2 separate regions of the Homo sapiens genome follow, and region 2 is linked to region 1. Evidence: chromatin contacts called from ENCODE Hi-C data. All regions are on one chromosome and are shown on one strand. Each heading gives the region's core, a stretch centred on a gene start or an enhancer-like site at or near the end of the contact. The rest is flanking DNA. Distances are from core to core; before and after follow the strand shown.

What was found. A loop is a pair of places that touch in the nucleus more often than their neighbours do. Pooled maps may share reads with other maps.
Region 2: a pooled map shows a loop between it and region 1 (2.1-fold over the local background). The contact joins the promoter of LINC02930 here to the enhancer-like site in region 1. A Hi-C loop is called at or near these places in 11 of 37 single-sample maps with no recorded cell type and 4 of 50 pooled maps.

Annotation. Positions count from the first base shown.
Region 1 is chr10:120,506,501-120,510,191 of GRCh38, forward strand. All of the region lies in intron 2 of PLPP4 (phospholipid phosphatase 4), which reads left to right. Among named protein-coding and RNA genes, the nearest start is that of PLPP4, 51 kb to the left of the region's middle. Within about 2 kb of position 2,056, at least 2 of the 41 ENCODE cell types and tissues checked have a DNase peak (open chromatin) inside an H3K27ac peak, as active enhancers do.
Region 2 is chr10:120,606,490-120,610,180 of GRCh38, forward strand. It overlaps LINC02930 (long intergenic non-protein coding RNA 2930), which reads left to right and starts at 2,093. Exons shown (of 5, transcript XR_002957103.2): 1 at 2,093-2,284.

The DNA.
Region 1 (3,691 bases), core at 806-3,305:
TTCATTTACTACATAAAAAAATTCTTGGGGTCTCCTTTAATTTTGGTTGGAATGTTTTAATCTAAAGATGAACTTTCTTTCTTACCAAGGTGTTTTTTAAAGGTAGCTGGCATTGACTTGGATTTTCTTTTATTGGATAATGAATGCTTCTAGAGTCATCTGTGTGCAATTTAGAGGAGCCAATTCGGCAAATGTAACAAGAAAATTAACAGAATGATGGCTAGGGGATTAAGTGCAGAGTAAATGGTAATAATGTCACTGGAAGCCTCCTAACTTGCACTTTCGCTGTCTGTGGCACCATTAGCTCAGGTGATGTCTGTCACTCTGAAAGTTGGGTGTAGTTGGAACTGTTTGATTCCAAGAGCTTGTTTCCCTTGACAACCCAGTGTTCCTGTTGACCAGAGAGACTGGCTGAGAATTCTTTTCAGATGCACTCAAAAGTCTTGCTTAACATTTCTGGGATATGCCCAAGGCCTTTATGGAAGGCTGTTTCCTCATTCAAAAGAGGTACCGGTTTCCTGCTGAGTGTGAGAGGTTTATCAGAATATTTTTTAAAACCTACTTTTTGTGTAGGACAACTTAATCGGTATTAGTTGTTGCTCTTTGGTATACTTTTTGTTGTCTATAGTAGTTGTGTCTTTGTACATTCAGGGGACATTTTCAGGGAGCCTGCTGTGGGTAAAGAAAACCATAGGGGCTATAGGGGATGAGAAGTCCAATGAGACTTGGGAGGTACCCTCAGGGACCTTCCAGGATCCCTGGTACATTAGGATGGTACTCTAATACAAAATGGAATCTGAAAAGGGCCAGAGGAGAGGCTCAGGTAAACTTCTAGGGAAGTTCTTCATCATCATCATCATTATCATCATCATCATCATCATCATCATTATCATCATCATCATCAACAACAGTAAACATTTCTTGAATTCAGGGGCTGTGCTTATCACTTTATAAAGAACATCTCAGTTAATCTTCAGAATCCTTTGAGGTCAGCACTTTTGTTAATCTCATGTCAGTGGAGAAAACAAAACTGAGGAAATTATACAGCTTGTCCGAGATTATACAACTGTCAGTGGCTGAACCAGGATCTGAGCACTGGCTGTGAGTGCAAACTCTCACTTGGAGGCACTCCGCTGTGATGCTTCCTTGGTGATTGGTTAGGTGGAGAGGCGTGTAAAGGCAGAGAAATGGAGAGTGAGCCTGTGTGGGTCCTGTCAATAGGAGTTTGTTTGGAGTATCTATGCGTAAGGGCTAAGAAAGGGGGCAGGGATAGAGCTAGACTGGGGGTAGCTTTAGATTGGTTAATTACAAGCTAATTCAGTGGATGGTTATGAAACACTTGCCATGAGGAAAGATGAATAAGATATGGTTTCTAGTCTAGGGAGGGGCACAGACATGAACACAAGGTGAACAGTTCAGCATCACTAAAAAGCCTTGAGGAATAGGTAAGACTCAGTAAGAAGTTTAAGGAATGATAGGTTTTGCAAATTTTTTCCTTGGCTTCCAAAAGAAATCCACCCAAGGCCTATTCTTTGCCCTCTTCTCTTTTTGCTTCGACCGTGATATGTCCAGAAGATACATTCTCATAGACTATTACTGATAGATACTGTGTTGATTTGATACCAGGGTTTTCTATTCTGGGATAGGATGCTTCTAAGGAAGGCAGAAATAAAGTCATTTTGGGGAGGAAGAAGGAAGAAAAAGAGACAAGGCTGGATCATGATAGACAATTTAATTTTTAGGCTCTTTTTAAGAGTCTTAGACAGCTCTTTTATCTGTGATGGGATGTAATTGTTTACCCAGAGCAGGGCCTTTTCCAAGTGTCTGAGTGTCTTAAAGTTGTCTTTATAATCACCCTGCAGCACACCTTTCTGTCAAAAGCCAGAAATGAAGGCACTTTGGGCCCATTGTTTTGTTTTGTCTGTTGTGAATAAACCCCAGTGACAAGCTCCTCTCTGGCTAACACCCTCGCATCGAGGCTGCTCTGGCTTCGATCCCTTCTGGTTGTTAGAAGTCCTTGGCATCCTCATGCCCTCCCCCATCAAACACACTGCTTCACATTTTGTGGTTTCCCAGAAGCGCCCCGGCAGTGTGGTGCATGGTGCCTTACATCAGCAGGTGGGGATGACTCACTTTCTGGGTGCAGCACTGGCCAGGGATTGACGCCCCTTCCTGTGTTGATTCATGGGTGGATGCTCCATAACTTAGTTTGTCGTTTAGGGTATGGTCAGGGTGCCTGGGAGAGTTAGGCTCCCTCTTCTCTCCCCAACCTCCTCCTGCTACTCAAAGGTGCACACTACTTAGATCTAAGGGTGCAGGTGGGCTTGAATTGAAAATGCATCAATCCTATGTGTCTGGTGACAAGATCTTGATACCCTTTTAACAGTCTTTTCTAGAAAATAATGAAATACTAGTCAACAACCAGCATTTGCCGGATGCTAGCTCTCTGTTGGATCCTGTTGGTGGGCAGTTGGTTTGGGCTCCACAGTGGCCTACAAGGGGTCAACTCCCAGCTTTGCCATTCACTAGCTATGCAAATTTGGAAGATCACCTCCCCTCTTAGCACCTTACTTTCTTTATCTGTGAAAGGTGTCTTTAAGAACATGTCCCATCAAGCTCTAGAGAGCATCAGATGGGGGTGACAGACCTTTGGCACTTCACTTAGTGTGTGGCACCTAATCAGCATTCCATAACTATTAGTGAATTGAAATCCTGCCAATAATACTTGCCATGGATATTATTATCGTCATACCCATTTATAGATAAGGAAACTGAGAATCAAAGAGGTTACATGATTTGCTCAAGGACAAAGAATGGATAAGTGTCAGGAGCTAGGGCTGAACTCACCTCTCCTCAATCTGAGTCCATTCCGCACATTTTTTTTTGTACAGAGCTCTGGCTTCCCAGCCTGTGGAATACATACAAAACTAGCCACATTCCAGATCCTGCTTAATGATACATACACTATCTCTTTATGTGGGCACTGTGCAGTACAATTAGTAACTTTAAAGATGGTGTTCAATATATAATCTCTGCCAGCCTCAGTTTCCCCATCTGTAAACTAAAGCTTTTGGGCTAAGGGAATCACCGAGATTCAGGACTCCAACCCAGGAGCATGGCAACCCAGTCTGGGAGTCTTGGTCCTACTAGCTGTGTGCATTTGTGTGTTCACTCATCTCTCTGAGTTTTAGTTTGGTTATTTGTACAATGGGAATAATATTTTCCATAGCAGAATAGTTAGAAGATTGGAAAGTGTGAGGAAAGTCCATAACACGTAGTAGGTGCTTAAGATATGACAGCTGTCACTGAAATTTCTATGACTTATCTATGACCTGGAAACAAGCCTCCTTACCTTTCTTTTTTAACTTGGAAAAAAAGCATGCACTATGTTTTATTTAATGTTTACTTTCTAGGGTAGGAACTGCTCTAACATTGTGGTCAAAAGTGCAGAGCCTAATTTAGATGGTCTGGGTGCAACTCCTCATTTTACCACTTGATTAGTTGTGTGACTTCCAGCAGGTTGCTGAACCTCTCTGTGCTTTATTTTCCTATGCATTAAGTAAGAAGCCTTTTCCATGTAGGATTGCTGTGAGAAGTGAATGAGTTAATTTGCATGGGGTGCCTAGAATAGACTATAGTCCTTAGTAAGTTCTCAGTACACGTTAGCCTTTGTTATTGTAACCTAGGTATG
Region 2 (3,691 bases), core at 843-3,342, 100 kb after region 1:
GCCATGATTAGAAATTGGACTGAAAATACAGTGGCTTAACACTTTAAAAAGAAAGATCTAGGGCTCACAGAAGACCAACCAATGATCTGAGTCATGTGGCAAAGAGCACGTAGGGCAGGGTTTGGGTTAGGTATACCGTAGCATTATTAGCACAGTTCACAAACTCTTCTTCCTTTGGGACACTAGTGGCCCCAGGAGGGAATGCAATTTACCTCCGAGAGAGTGACTAACTGGACAAATAAACAAGAGAAGAAAAAAGTGAAGACATTGAAACAAAAAAATTGGCTTATCTGATTTATAAAATAATCTGCTAGAGGGTGGCTGATGTCTTCACAAAGCCTTTCACTTGCATGAACTCCGGGCTGCTGTTGGGAGGAGCATGTTCAAGGGCTCCCTGGCTACTATATCTTTTGACTCTTTGGGAGAGAGAAGAGGCAAGGGCTTCAAATCAGCCTAGAGTTTGAGACTGAGCTATTTGAAATAGTGAGAGGAAAGAACAGTAGCTGTCCTGAACATGCAGAAAGTCTTGACTGATCAGTATCTGCAGGGCAGATTTTCAATCCTTTTAATCCCTTTGAGATGGATTCCACAGGCTCTACTGGGTAGTGGATCCAAGATGGCTGTGTGATCCTGGACAAGCCTCATCTGTAAAATGGCAGCAATACCTGCCCTATCTAACTCATAGAGTGGCTGTCAGACTCAGAGAAGACAACAAGTGAATGCTTGGGGACCTGACCAGTTGTAATGGCACAAGTGGGAAAATGCTTCCCATTCTCGTTCTTTTTCTCTCTCATTCACTTATGTCCCCATATCTGTAGTCAGGCATTTGTGGTATAAATAGCTTGGTTAGGAGTAGAGTGGGTAGCCATGAGCAGGGTGTGGAAGTTAAAATGGCACCTTTGCCAATTCCAGCCAAGCCTATGGCCAACAGCCAGGCCTGGCCTCTTCCACTTGACACTGGCCTGCTGGTGAGACTCACAAGACCTCCTTGCTTTGTAAACATCATCCAAAATTCTTCCATCAGTTGACATCACCATCTAGTGGGGTCTTCTCTCATGGGAACTTCTGCTCAGAGAGCGAATTGCTATGAGTCAGTAGGAATGACTAACAGAGATTCCAGAGAGAAGACACTGCCAGTTCATGGCCTCTTAAAGAAATGAATACATCAGTTAAAAGGCTCTTGTCTGCTGTCTATGACTTTCAGAACAACTTCTCCCAGTTGTCTGACATTGAGAGTAATGGAACCCTTGGGAGAAGTATCAACGTAATTAACAAACTTAGACATAATGATCCCTGATACTTTTAACAAAACATAAAATAACCAAGAAATGTCTACCACTTTATAAGTTCACATTGGAAACACACCTGATATAAATAATGAGTCAGAACAGTGGTTTCACTATTAAAAGTCAGCAGGTTTCATTATTAAAAGTCAGCCAAGAAAACGTGAAAACTTACAGGCTGAAAGAATAATTAAAGGCGATCACTATAGATTTTAAGCATTATTAGTTCTCAAAACTTCTGACTGGCTGATGATGAAGACAAATTCATTCTAATTGTCCTTGATAATTTCATGCTTTTAAAATCTCATGGCAAGACCAACTTGGGAGCCATAGTCCTCAACAGTGGGCATGGTCAGAATGATGGCTGGTAAGAGCAGAGCCCTAATCCATGACAGAATCTGTTAGCCTGCATGGATACAAGTGGGATGATGACTAATGAAGCCACTATTTAGCATTGTATCTAGGATTTCCTTGCCATCTGTAAACCGTGACCCCTCCCTTCAGGCAGTTTTTTAACCTGAGGTGGTTACCTGTTTTTGTTTGCTGTCCTACACTCCTGGCCCCTTGATAGAATTCAACTCTTCTTTGATAACGATTCAGTCTTCCCCTGTTCAAGTGATCAATGTGGGGCTGACCCCACCTCAGCTTCAGAGATGAGCATGTGACCCTGCCTGGCCAATGAGAATACCATATCTCTCTGACCATAGTGATTGGTTAAGGGATGAACATGTGGCCCACAGCTGACCAATCAGAGCTACTGAGACTCAGTTCTATGGTTTCAATGGAAACCACTGAAAAAGAGAAACTCTCTTTTGGCTAGAGTTGCTGTGAGGATGGAATGGGGAACCTGGACAGCTCCAGCAATCTTACTGCAGAAGGTGCTTCTGGGTGGATCCCAGGCAGAGGAATCAGAGGCAAAACATGGAGGGAGTGAACTCCTGAAATCACTTGGGTTCTGAATCCAGCCAAGCCCGAAACCAGCCCTGCCCTGGGCTTTTCAGGTACTTGAGCCAATGCATTCTCTTTTCCTCTTCATCAAGGTTTGTTTAGAGTTTGCATCCCACGTGACTGAACAGAATGGACATTGCTCTTAGCAAGGGACAGTAACCATGAGTCCAAGTCCTGAAACAGAGATGGGGTCCCCTTCCTCCCTTCTCACTGGTTTCCTTCCTCCTGAGTGGGGTCTATCTGAGCCTGGCATTTCCTTCGTGACAGTTTCATTTGCTCCTGGACGGTTCCCTTGCTCACCATCAGCCCTCGGGCCAGCTCTAACACTCAGTTTGTCCAGATAATGTTAGGAACCTGTAAAGAGGAACTCTATGTTGTTCAACTTTTTCTCTCATTAGCACACTGTTTTTCTGTCCCGGGTGATGCAGGCTGAATGCAAAGCAGCAAGATGTGCTGGTTTGAATTCCGTGGCCTTCCTTCATCAGCCTGAGTGTTTGTGTACACACAGCTGGGCTGCAACGTCAGTTTCTGTCTGATGGCTCAGAGCCACAATTTTACCCTGTTATTGATGCCCATTATGTCATTTTAGAAAATGTAGGGATGTGGCTGTCCAACTTATCTGAATATCTGTATATAAATAAATAAATGTACATTTAAATCCATCCTAACTTTGACGTGATCTGAGGGAAAAATGAGGTCTTTGTGTTTTCCCATAGAAATAAGAAGAAAGTAGGTTAATAAACCATCAGTATCACAAGCAATAATGCAACACATGAAATATCATTTGCAAATTATTTTTGCAATTACAATGTTGGTTTTCCATGAAGAGTTGTAGCAGCTGCCTCCTCTCTCAAATAACATATTCACCTGTGGACAGATGGGGAATTGCTAAGATCCCAGCTTATGTTTGTGAAAAGAGAAGCACCACAGTTTAGTGAGCAAGGAGGTTACTAAGCTTGGTGTGCACTCAAAGGCCATGTCTGCACTGTGTGTGATGAAGTGGAGGCTTTGGATACCCATCAGCAAGTTTTATGTTAATAAAATATTTTTTCTTCTATCAAATGCTAAGACCAAAAAGTTTGTCATCTGAATGTAATCGCGTAATTGTCTTGACTCTCAGCTCCATTTTGTGCTCAGAAGAAAGCAGTTGTGTCACGAAATGGAAAGATGAGGTCTAGGTTCAGTAGACCAGTATTGGCATTCTGGGAAAAATAAGACCCCAAAGATAACTTTTTACCATGATTTCACAGACAAATAGGACCTGAGATTTTCTTTTTATGGAGCAAGAAAGCAATGCTTATGAGGACCAGATCTGGGTCTAGTACTACCAAAGAGACTGCAGAGACTTGTGGAGGCATGTGATGGTGTTTCTGAACAATGTTTTTAAATTGTATATGTTTTGTAACAGGAAGAGAGAGATAGGGAAAGGGAGGCGGGAGGAAGGAAAGAAGAAAATAAGA